Linked DNA regions of Mus musculus: region 1 is linked to region 2. Evidence: chromatin contacts called from ENCODE POLR2A ChIA-PET data. All regions are on one chromosome and are shown on one strand. The core of a region is the stretch at or near the end of the contact, and the rest is flanking DNA. Distances in the headings are between cores, read along the strand shown.

Region 1 (6,560 bases), core at 1,030-3,529, 38 kb after region 2:
AGCTCGTTCTTGCAAGGCTTGCTAGTGGGATTGGAAATAACATAACTGCTATGTCTAGTACTGGAACAACTCTGTTTGGGATTGACCTCTTGGTAGATCCTTAGCATCTGAGCAGAACCATCAGATGGGTTAGCTGGCAGCAATGCTGTGTAAATCTGGATTGCTGTCATCCAAATCCCATGCTGGAATGCCGCCCTGGTCAACTTCTAAAGGGAGCGCCCTCAGCACACTGCTGTGTCGCCATACCTAACCAGAATAAATCATTACCAAACAGACTGCCCTTGGGTTTCTCTGGGCCAGGGGCAAAAGGCCCTGGGTGTCACCAAGGACACCTGTTGCCCTGGTTCTAGGTCATTATGTAGTGTGTTCAGGGCCATGTGGCGGTCTGACCATAGTGGTAACTTCTGCAATCTGCCTGCAAAACATGTCCTCTCTCTCTCTCTCTCTCTCTCTCTCTCTCTCTGTGTGTGTGTGTGTGTGTGTGTGTGTGTGTGTGTGTGTGTAGGACAGAGGACAATGGACAACCTTGGATATTGGATATTGTCCTTTGAGAGGTACACCTTAGTTTCTGAGACAGTGTCTCACATTAACCTGCTGCCTTATAGGCTAGACTGGCTGGCTTGCAAGCCCCAGGGATCTGCCTATCTCTTCTTCCCCAGCAGTCCTGGGCTTGCAAACACAGGCCAAGTATCCCTGGCATTTTATACCTGGGTTCTGGGTACCGAACCCAGGTCCTGAGTCATGCACAGCAAGCACTTTACCAGCTGAGCCCAGTTTCTTCACATTCCTGACAAGTTGGATATAAGTGTGTCTGCATTCTCTCCTGATCTCACCGTTTGGGAGGGCTTTCCTCTTAGCTCTTATTTGTGTGTGTATGTGGGGTGGGGTGGGGGTTCAAGACAGGGTTTCTCTGTGTAGCCCTGACTGTCCTGGAACTCTCTCTGTACACCAGGCTGGCCTCGAACTTAAGAAATCCGCCTGCCTCTGCCTCCCAAGTGCTGGAATTACAGGCATGCACCACCACTGCCCAGCTGCTCTTTTTTTTCAAGTCTTTTTTTTTTTTTTTTAACTTGCAGTCAATGCTTTGGACCACTATTGCCACCCCCTCCCCTTCTCTCCACTTTTTGACCCACCCCTTAGCAGGACAGATCCAGGGCACTACCCAGGGGTACTTGCTGTGGGCACCTGAGCCTGGCCTGGCAGTGGGAGCACCTCCCAGAGGCCACTCTGGCCTGAATCCAAACACCCAAGCCCCTCCCAGCTACCCTAGGCTGTGGAACTCTGCACAGGTCATTTCACTCCCCACCTCCAGTTGTTCTGGCCGCCTAAGTATAGCTAGGGGCCCAGTACAGAGTACAACATGGGCGACGGGACCTTCCACATGTTATAGGCTGCATAGATTACTACTAGAGCCTCCAACTTGCAGCCTAGGGCCCAGGCGACCCTCCACTACAGGCAGAGCACCAATCAAGGCTGCAGATACTGCTGCCAATGTAAAAAAAAAAAAAATCACGAAGGTTGGAATTTTAATTTTTTTCTAATGTTGGTTCACTATTTTGTTTGTTTGTTTGTTTGTTTGAGTATGACCAGGATCAAAACAGGGCACACTGGGCGAGAGGGACAAATAAAGCTTGTCCTCTGGTCTCTGCACACATTTCGGTTTATCTTCAACTGAGGGCTTTGGGTCATTGTCCCAGTGCCTCCAGGGGACTGGTGATATCCACGTAAGAGCCGGATCCATGCCCTTAACGTCTCTCTTCCTTCCCCACCCTTACTGGTAGTCCTAAACCACCTGGTGGTCCCGACTCCCAGCGCTCTCGAACTTGGAACTTCCTATCCTTCAATGTGAAGGTCAAAGCCTCCGTATTCCCGTGGGAGACAGAGAGCGCAGGTAACACAAACTACCATAACCAGAGAAGGTGAAAAAACTCGGGCTCCCAAACCCAGGACCAATGCCCAAAAGAGCCACCCACTCGTAGGCTCGGGACAACCCAGTCGCCACCCACAGGTCTGCGAGCTGGATCCAATGCCCTTTCCGTAGCGACCGGCGTTGACAGTGTGAGAGACACGCGACCCGTCGCCCAGCTCTGGCCTGTGCCTGGGCCTCCTCCGGCCCCGCCCCTCCCCCAGGGCGCTCCAGAGGCGGAGCGGAGGATCGGAGCGGGCGGCGACAGCAAGAGGCGCCGCGAGGGCGGGCCAGGGGCGGGCCGGGGCGGAGCCGCGACGAACTGCGGAGACGCGGCGGCGCACGGGGCGGTGCAGAGCGTTCTCGGCGCTGAGCTTTGCGGGCGGGTGCGGGCGCGCGCGGCTGCGGGGCGCTGTGGCGGGGGCCGGGCTGTACGCTAGCCGAGCCGGGATCGGGGCGGGGAGCAGCCACGGCGCCGCCGAGGCCCGGGGCCCGCGACGCTGCGCACAGCCTGGGCGCCGAGTAGCCGGGCCGGGCCGGAGCGCGGGCGGCGGTGGCGGCGGCGGTGGCGGAGCAGCTGCGCCCCCCGCCCTCCCAGGCCCGGCGCCCGGGCCGCTGGCGATGGTGACACATGCGGCGGCGGCGCGCCGGCGGCAGGACCATGGTTGAGCGCGCCAGCAAGTTCGTGCTGGTGGTGGCGGGCTCGGCGTGCTTCATGCTCATCCTTTACCAGTACGCGGGCCCGGGGCTGAGTCTGGGCGCGCCCGGTGGCCGCGTGCCCCCCGACGACCTGGATCTCTTCCCCACGCCGGACCCACATTACGAGAAAAAGTACTACTTCCCGGTGCGCGAGCTGGAGCGCTCGCTGCGCTTCGACATGAAGGGCGACGACGTGATCGTCTTCCTGCACATCCAGAAGACCGGCGGCACCACCTTCGGCCGCCACCTAGTGCAGAACGTGCGCCTCGAGGTGCCCTGCGACTGTCGCCCGGGCCAGAAGAAGTGCACCTGCTATCGGCCCAATCGCCGCGAGACCTGGCTCTTCTCTCGCTTCTCCACGGGCTGGAGCTGCGGGCTGCACGCTGACTGGACCGAACTCACCAACTGTGTGCCCGGTGTGCTAGACCGCCGCGACCCAGCAGGTCTGCGTTCGCCCAGGTGAGCGCCCGCTGCGGGAAAGTGTGATGGCGGGGGGGGGGGGGGGTACCCCTAAGCCCCGGGCCAGATCTGCCCTCTCCTCTCTTGGGGCCCCTTCCAGTCTGCGGGATCCCAGGATTCCCATCTCATCCTTCCCTACACCTGCCACTCCTGACCTCTGATCCCTCTTTTCACCCTCTGTTCCGTGCCTCTCCTCGCCACTGGCCTGTCTGCGCAGTGCCCAGACTTCCTCCTGGGTCACTGCCCGCTGCTCTCTGTCCACCCTACCTGCTATGCACTGCGGGCTAGCCTGAGAGATAAACCTCGGGGACTAGAGGTCCAGGCTTGGCTCTAGAGGCAGAAAAACAGGTGTGTCTCTGTGTGCATGTGTAGCCCGTACCCGTCTAGTACTAAAAGTGGAGCAAGAGAAATGCGGTTCCTCTTCCTGTGCACCTGTGGTATCTCCAGGCCCTCCGGTGCCTGCCAGCCTGGGGAGGAGCTGCCAGGAAAGGGGTGGGCTCTGCCTGCCGGTGTGTGCAGGTAGAACAAAGGCCCGTGTGACCCAGACTGAAGTCGGAGAGAAGGCAGCACTACCTGGCCTCCCCAGCCACAGAAGTGGAACAAAAGCCTCCAGTTGAGGACTGACTTCCCTAGAAATCTATCCACCGGCCAGGTTAGGGATAGCTGAGACCGTCAAAGCTACTTGTAAAGCCAGGGACCTCCCAGCAAGGCCCATCACTCTCCTCCTTGTCTGGGGATGTGAGTGAGGGCCAGCCCCTCTGAAAGCACTTTGTAAAGTTGAGATTGTAGCCCTGTTTCTGTTGGTGCCCAGTGATCCTCCTGGGATTACCTTCTTCCTAACCCGCCCCACCCCACCCCAGGAATTAGGGCTTCTAGCCTGCCTTTGTTTCTCTTCCATATTTGCTGTAGGACTGAACTTACAGAGGAGCTAGGAAGTGGGTGTGGACAAATTTTAACTGAAGTCGCTATTTTCCTTGGTACACTTGGGGCAGGAAGGTGCTGGCTCTCCTGTGGGGTTGGGACTCTAGGGTCCAACCAACCTGGAGCTGTTTGCATGCTTTACAGGCTGCTAGAGTTGAGTGGTAGATACACACACTGCACCCCACGCCTAGCAGTGCTCAAGCCAAGTGGAGGTATTCCATGGCCCTAACCTGGACCCAGAGTCTCCTTTCCAGGCCCTCGAAACTGCTTCCTGTCCACATAAGCTCTGCCGTACACACGTACATGTTTCAGTTCCAGGACCCATCCCAATAGTTCAGCCATGCTATGCTTGAGTCCAGGTCTGGCCATAGCAGCTGTCCACTGATCCACCAGTCAAGGCTGTGGGTGCCCATTGCTGGGCACACGCCAGCAGGCCCAGGGAAGTCCTCTCTGTCAGCAGGACGTGGGGCTTGAAACAGTGGACATGCTAATCATAGGAGGTCTAGGCAAACTGCATGCATGCTGCTCTTAGAGCTGTAGAGAGGCCAGAGCTTCGGGGTGAGCCTACCCCTCACGGACCACACTGCCCACAGATTGTAACAGAGTGAAGGACCACAGTGCCCCTTGACTAGAAGTTTATCAGAGGCTCATGATGGAAGGAACAGGGAGGTGCATGGCCCCAGATGCTGTTCACAGGCCTTGACTGCCTGCAGAGGGTGTAAGGGCCAGGGATGAAGAATGCAGGGTGGTCTACTGATTCCCCCCTCCTTGGGGGAGGGGAGGGCGGGACTTGCTGACTCAGCAACAATGGGCAATGTGGGGAGGGGCCCCCAGGGCTCGTGGTTCCAAAGCTTGTAACTGTGCCACCCAATAGGTGACACTGGGTTTCTCTTCATAGTGCTCCATTTGTTTAAGGCACTAGGTAAATGACTTCCCCTCCCCCGCCACCTCTGGCCCCCCAAACTAATCTAAGAGACTTTTATGTATTGAACTCCTGGCTGCCCCTGAGTTCCCCAGCTGACTCCCATCTGCCCAGGGACCCTGTCACTGTCAGGGTTGACTGCCTGATGGCTGGTGTTAAGTGGCACTCACTGTTACCCTTTAAGGCCCGATCCCCCCCCCCCAAGACTCCTTGCAAACTAGGGTGGGCCTTCTCTTCCTCTTTTCTCTGCCCTCAGGGTTATGGTAGAGCTTGAACAAATTACTTTACCCAGCTCCCAACCTCCTCATGGCACATCTGCCTGGGGCTGCTCTGAACTGGGGACACATCTGGGTGACTCATGAGGCCGGGCAGGTCCTCCACTCCTTCCTAGGTTTATAACTTACAAAATCGATTGGTACTTCCTGCTTCGGTAGGGGAACAGGTGTGAGCAATGCATTGGAGGTCTCTGTGGCCTCTGCCTACTACGGACGTCTCACATCTGTTAGCAAAAGCCTGCGTGCTTACAAGACCAGTCTGGAGAGACAGAAGGCTTGCTGGCTAGCCTTGGACATATGGAACTGCAGGGGATGAGTGTTACCAAGGACCATTGGCACCTGGGCCAGCTCTAGTCTGACAGTGTGACTATCTGGCTCAGAGAACTCTAACCCTGATGGACATAGCATGCCCCAGGGGTCTGGTGAAGCCCAGTTGGTGGCTCTGGGCTCAGTTTGGTGACATCATTAACAGATAGGGGTGGGAGGTTTGAATGCCACTCAGGGGTGGTACCAGCAGTCCGGACCTACTGCGCCCTCCGGGGTCCAGTAGAGAGGAAGAGGAGGTGTCTTGCATTATGGTAAGAGACCTTGAGTCTCCCACACTCCCCCTTCTGTTGTAGTGATGGTTTTCTGTGACTGAGTAGGAAGAGGAGAATCCATATTCCTCTCCCATGGTTTTGCATATGTTGGCCATCATGAATAGCTCAATCTGTGGCGACTGCAGCCAGGCCCTCTATGTGCCCACTCTTCACTGCCGCGTGATAGAACGGGAGCTTTCTTCTTCACTTCTGTAGGAAGTGTCAAGTGGACACTCCTGTGTGCAAATATTTTACACAGCTTCCGTTTTCTTTGGAAATTCCTCTGAGGGGAATATCTGAATGCTTGGCAGCTCTGGTGAGTGTCCAGGTTAGTTTACTCTTGGGGACATCCTTGCTTCGTGCTTTCTAGCCAGTGCCATCAGAGTACCCTTCCCAGCTGCCACCTCCCTGGGATCATGACTGTGGTTTTAAAAAGTTTTCTTGGGCTAGGAATGCAGCCGAGTTGATTGAGTGCTGGTCCAGCATGCAGGAGGCCCTAAGTCCTATCCCCAAATACAAACCAGATATGGGGGTGTATTCCCTACAGAGAGTGGGAGCAGCCGGGTCAGAGGTCAGGGTCATCCTTGGCTATATAGTGAATTCCAGCCTGTGTTACATGAGACTGTGTCTCAAAAGCAGCAATAACAAAGTTTTTCTTTGCTTTTCCTTTAAAAGGTAGAACCCAACTCAGGAAACCACTTTTATTTTTTCAAAAGGAAGAAAATAACTATTATTACATTTTACTTATTTAGTGTGTGCACATGTGTGTGTGCATGCATGTATGTGTGTGCATGAGTGTG
Region 2 (6,084 bases), core at 629-3,128:
CGACTAGGCCATCTTTTGATACATATGCAGCTAGAGTCAAGAGCTCCGGGGTACTGGTTAGTTCATAATGTTGTTCCACCTATAGGGTTGCAGTTCCCTTTAGTTCCTTGGGTACTTTCTCTAGCTCCTCCATTGGGGGCCCTGTGATCCATCCAATAGCTGACTGTGAGCATCCACTTCTGTTCTGCTGACTTCTATTGTGATTGGTTTTCTTCCTTTCTTTCTTTCTTCCTTCCTTCCTTCCTTTCTTTCTTTCTTTCTTTCTTTCTTTCTTTCTTTCTTTCTTTCTTTTTTTTAATGGTTTTTTGAGACAGGGTTTCTCTGTATAGCCTTGGCTGTCCTGGAACTCACTTTGTAGACCAGGCTGGCCTTGAACTCAGAAAGTGATTGGTTTTCAAGGGCACAAGAACATAATAGAAAGTGTAACCAATCTGGCATTAGAAAATTTCCTAGTATCAGAAGAAGCACATGAGAAAGTTTCCTTACAATGGCAGCGTAGTCCGGTAACAGCAACCTAGGCCTTAACACTTTCCCTAGGCTTTAACATTCTACTTAGGCCTTAATGTTTTACCTGGAGATCAGAAGGGTGCTGGAGAAACGGCTCACTCAGTAAAGTCCTTGTTGTACAAGCATGAGGACCTGAGTTCAAATCCCTTCAGAATGAATGTTTGAAAAGCCAGATGCAATTGTAACATGCACTGGGGAAGCAGAGATGGGAGGACCTCTGGGGCTGGCTGGCCAGCCAGTCTAGCCTACCTGCCTCAAGACTGAGGTTCAGTGAGAGATTCTCTCTGAAAAGCACAAGGTGGAGAGGAATAGAGGAAGACATCTGAAGTGGACCTCCGGCATGTACAACTGTCCAAACACACACAGACATGCATACACACGCATACAAATAAAAGGTCAGGAGGGCCTTACATATCTACCTCATATTTAAACAAATAATTTATTAACTGTTTAAACATTAAAAAAAAATGCCACCATGCCCAGCTGGACATGGGTCCTTGGGGTTCCAATTCAAGCCCTCATGTTTATGTGGCTCTGAAACTGTAAGCCAACCCCAGTTGAATGCTTATAAGAGTTGCCCTGGTCATGGTATCTCTTCACAATAATAAAACCCTAACTAACACAGCTACCTAGCAAAATCTTGTCTTAGTAAAATAGCAAAAAAGAAACAACCTTTTATTGGCTCCTATTTTGTCAGTGGCCAACGGGTTTCACCCCATGAGCATGAGATCTGCATGTCAGAGTGACTTGGAGCAGCAAGTCCCAAATTTTCATCAATACTTCCCCGGAACCTGGGCAGAGCCTGGGCGTGTGGTAAACATGGGCCCAAATAGAATTCTGAACAACTGGCAGCCTTACTTCATGAATAAAACAGGATTCACCCACCCCAGGAGCTGTGGCAGGGGTCCCTAAACCAACAAGGAATCCATGCGTGTGAGCAGAGCCTCTATCCATCGTGGAGGAAAAGAGGTTACATGGGAGCAGCCCAAAGCGCATGCTCCCTTCCCTGCAAGAGCAGAGGGAAAGAGGAAAGAACATGCAGAAATTATCTCTGAAGGCCATGTGGCCATTAGTGCACTGGCCACAGTGACTGAAGGCTGAGTGGTGTGCATGACAGCCCAGCCCATCACCGGAGCCTCTTGCTGCCCTTGGCCTTGGGGTTAAAGTAAGTAGCCTGCCAGCCCACAAAGCCAAAAACAATTATTTTAAGATAGAAGGGGAAAGGCACAAGCCAGCTCGAAGGAGCTCATCTTGCCTGGACCAGTGCTCAGAGGCCCAGGATGGGAGGAGCATGGTCTGTGGTCATCCTAGGCAGGAAGCCAGCTAAGGCACTGCTGCCAGGACCACAGGCACTGGAGCCAGGATCTACTCAGAATGCTCACAGGAGCCTGCAGGCCATCCGGAGCTGGCTTCCCAGGAATGCGTCTGCCTCCTCGGCAGCTGGCAGAGGCGTTGCCTTTCCTCTTCGAGGCACCGGCTGTGAGCAAATGTGGTGAGGCTACATCTGCAGGCAACAGCTTGGGCATGCCTCAAATTAGGAAAACGTTCTCTTACCGCTGAGCTGCAAAGCCCAGTTCACTGCTACAACCAAGCGAGCACCGCGGGATGAGGGAAGCAGTAGATTTCGGGCAGAACACGGGGACGTGCGTGCAGCAAATGCCTGTGGCTGTGAATTAGGACACACACGAGGAGCAGAGGCTGCCTGATGCACCACGAAAACATGGCAGGTGGGGAAATCTCTCATAGGCTGCATGCGCAGCCAGGAAGCCTTGAAGGCAGGCAGAGAACCCATCCGTGAGTTTCCACCCCTGATTCCCCACTGACCAGCCAGCTCTGTAGAAAGTCCTGGTAACCCTTTAACTTCAGTTGCTTCACCTATAGCATGAGATGGCCGGGAGGAAAAAAGAAAGATGCCACCGAAGAGGCAGTAACACGATTCAACACACTGCTGGCGTTAAGGCTGTGGGCACTGGGTTTGCGGCTTCTTCCTTGTTCTCTGGTGGAAACGCGAGCCAACCGTTGTGAATTTGCTGGCCATCTTCGTGACTCCTTTGTCTCTGGCCTTCCGAAAGCCATCCACCTCAGCCACTGCTTACCTGGACAAGGCTCTCTGCCTGACGGACCACCATCCCACAGTACTTAACCACAGACTCCAACCCCACTTCATTTACACAGTCAGCCAGAAGAACTTTCTTTTAAAAAACTTTTGAGTGTATTAATTATACATAATAATGGTTTTATTATGACATATTGTAGTGGCTATTCCTGGTTGTCAACTTGACAATATTTGGAATGAACTACAATCTGGAATTGGAAGGCTCACCAGTGACCCTTATCTGGAGGCTTGGAGATCCTTATCTGGATCTTGGTTTGAAGATCTTGAGCCATAGTGGCTATGGATTCCAGAAGATTGAATCTCTGAGTTTAAGGAACACACCTTTAATCTGGGCTACACCTTTCATCTGGGATTAAAGGTGTGGTGGAACACACCTTTAATCTGAGCTACACCTTCTGCTGGAGACAATATAAGGACATTGGAAAAAGGGAGTCTAGCTCTTGCTCTTGCTCCTTCGCCTGCTTGCTGCGTGAGACTGAGTAACTGCTAGATCCTTGGACTTCCATTCACAGCTGCGACTGAACCATTGTTGGGAATTGGGCTGCCGACTGTAAGTCATCAATAAATTCCTTTACTATTTAGAAATTATCCATAAGTTCTGTGACTCTAGAGAACCCTGACTAATACAGAAGTTGGTACCAGGAGTGGTTCTAGAGTAACAGAAGTACAAGGATGAATCTTTTAAAATACTGGAATTGGCTTGTTGATCCACCAGCACTTTCAACTATTGAAACCTCTCCAGATTCTCTCCCTCCTGGGAGCTCAGAGAATTTTGAAGACCCATGGTTGAAACTATATTCCGAACTTAAAGAAGCTAATGACCTTGATTTTCTTAATGAATTAGGTGATTCAGTGTACAAAGCTTTCTACAAGATGGGGAAAAAATCGGAAAATGATTTTACTGGCTGGCTGCTCTTAGTATCTGTGGAAAAAATGATGAATGAAAGGAAGGAGTTGTGTGATAAAATCGAAAGGCTCCAGACACAAGTAAACGATCTAAAAGTTGCTAAGTGTGTCCTTGAGGAGAATCTTCTCTCTTGTAGCAATAGAGCTCAAGTTGCAGAAAATCAAACAGAAACTCTCATTGTAAGGTTGGCTGAACTACAGCGAAAATTCAAGTCTCAGCCTCAGAGTGTGTCGACAGTTAAAGTAAGGGCTCTAATTGGCAAAGAATGGGATCCTACAACATGGGATGGGGATGTGTGGGAAGACCATGTTGAAGCTGAGAATTTTGAATCCTCAGATTCTCAAGGGTTTGCCCCACCTGAGGAAGTAGTACCCTCAGCCCCACCTCTTGAAATAATGCCTTCCCCACATGAGGAAATTAATTTTGCAGAGTCTGCTCACGGCCCACCAATAGTTTCTTCTAGACCTGTAACCAGACTCAAAGCAAAACAGGCTCCTAGAGGGGAGGTAGAAAGTGTAGTCCATGAGGAAATTCGCTACACTACTAAGGAGCTTAATGAGTTTGCTAATTCATTCAAGCAGAAACCTGGTGAATATGTGTGGGAATGGATTTTAAGGGTGTGGGATAAGGGTGGAAGGAACATAAAACTAGAGCAGGCTGAGTTTATTGACATGGGTCCTCTGAGTAGAGATTCTAGGTTTAATACGGAAGCTCGCATAGTTAAAAAAGGTGTCAAAAGTTTGTTTGAATGGTTGGCTGAGGTGTTTATCAAAAGATGGCCTACTGGAAATGACTTGGAGATGCCTGATATTCCGTGGCTTAGTGTTGATGAAGGGATTTTAAGACTTAGGGAAATTGCAATGCTAGAGTGGATATATTGTGTAAAGCATAATTGTCCACAATGGGAAGGTCCAGAAGATATGCCTTTTACCAGCTCTATAAGACGCAAATTGGTGAGAGGGGCACCAGCACATTTGAAGGGTTTTGTTCTTTCCCTTTTCCTTGTGCCAGATCTTAGCATTGGAGATGCTTCTGCTCAATTAGATGAATTAAATTCACTGGGTTTAGTTGGATTCCGAGGTAACAAGGGCCAGGTGGCAGCATTGAATCGCCGGAGACAAGGTGATCCTAGTTATTATAATGGACAGCGTAGACAAAAGAATGTTTATAATAACATACCCAGTAATGGTCAGCACAGGAGAGGTGAAATTTATAATGGCATGACTCGGTTGGACCTTTGGTACTGGCTAACCAATCATGGTGTTTCCAGGAATGAAATACATAGGAAGCCTACTGCATATTTGTTTGATCTGTATAAGCAGAAAAATTCTCAAACAAATGAAAGAAAGGCTACATTAGATCGTGGTAAACAGCCAAATGAAAGAAAGGCTACATTAGATCGTGGTAAACAGCAATCTCGGCCAGTGAATCAATTTCCAGACTTGAGACAGTTTGCAGATCCGGAACCCCTTGAATGAAGGGGTGGCCAGGTTCCGCTGAGGAAGGATCTTGATAAGACACTCAAAGGTTTTGCTGTTACCCTTTCTCCAGTTCTTCCCCAGAGGGACCTACGGCCTTTTACAAGGGTAACTGTACACTGGGGAAAAGGAAATAATCAGACTTTTCGGGGTCTGCTGGATACTGGTTCTGAGTTGACACTGATCCCAGGGGATCCCAAGAAACATTGTGGCCCTCCAGTTAAAGTAGGGGCTTATGGAGGGCAGGTGATTAATGGAGTTTTGACTGATGTCCGACTCACAGTAGGTCCAGTAGGTCCCCGGACACATCCTGTGGTGATTTCCCCAGTTCCAGAATGTATAATTGGGATAGATATACTCAGAAATTGGCAGAATTCTCATATTGGTTCCCTGAACTGTAGAGTGAGGGCTATTATGGTTGGAAAGGCCAAATGGAAGCCTTTAGAGTTGCCTCTGCCAAAGAAAATAGTGAATCAAAAACAGTATCGTATTCCTGGAGGAATTGCAGAAATTACTGCCACTATCAAGGACTTGAAAGATGCAGGGGTGGTGGTTCCCACCACATCTCCGTTTAACTCTCCTATCTGGCCAGTGCAGAAAACAGATGGATCATGGAGAATGACAGTTGATTATCGAAAACTAAATCAGGTAGTAACTCCAATTGCAGCTGCTGTACCAGATGTAGTTTCGTTACTTGAGCAAATTAACACATCTCCTGGCACCTGGTATGCGGCTATTGATCTGGCAAATGCCTTCTTCTCAGTACCTGTCCATAAGGACCACCAGAAGCAATTTGCTTTCAGTTGGCAAGGCCAACAGTATACCTTCACAGTTTTGCCTCAAGGATATATTAACTCTCCTGCCCTGTGTCATAATTTAGTTAGAAGGGATCTTGATCGTTTGGATCTTCCACAAAATATCACATTGGTGCACTATATTGATGACATTATGCTGATTGGACCAAGTGAGCAGGAAGTAGCAACCACTTTGGACTCATTGGTAACACATATGCGTATCAGAGGATGGGAAATAAATCCAACCAAAATTCAAGGACCATCTACCTCAGTGAAATTCTT

The links. ChIA-PET counts read pairs that join two places held with the same protein, here RNA polymerase II (POLR2A).
Region 1: POLR2A ChIA-PET joins it to region 2 with 18 read pairs in Patski. The contact joins the promoter of Hs6st1 here to the enhancer-like site in region 2. POLR2A ChIA-PET finds 5 or more read pairs at or near these places in 5 of 5 experiments (Patski and embryonic stem cell).

What each region holds. Positions count from the first base shown.
Region 1 is chr1:36,066,121-36,072,680 of GRCm38, forward strand. It overlaps Hs6st1 (heparan sulfate 6-O-sulfotransferase 1), which reads left to right and starts at 2,280. Exons shown (of 2, transcript NM_015818.2): 1 at 2,280-3,064. The coding sequence starts at 2,538. Gm39624 (a long non-coding RNA gene) reads right to left here and starts at 123. Exons shown (of 3, transcript XR_865341.2): 1 at 1-123.
Region 2 is chr1:36,028,719-36,034,802 of GRCm38, forward strand. No RefSeq gene overlaps it. Among named protein-coding and RNA genes, the nearest start is that of Gm39623, 15 kb to the left of the region's middle. Within about 2 kb of position 1,879, at least 3 of the 3 ENCODE cell types and tissues checked have a DNase peak (open chromatin) inside an H3K27ac peak, as active enhancers do.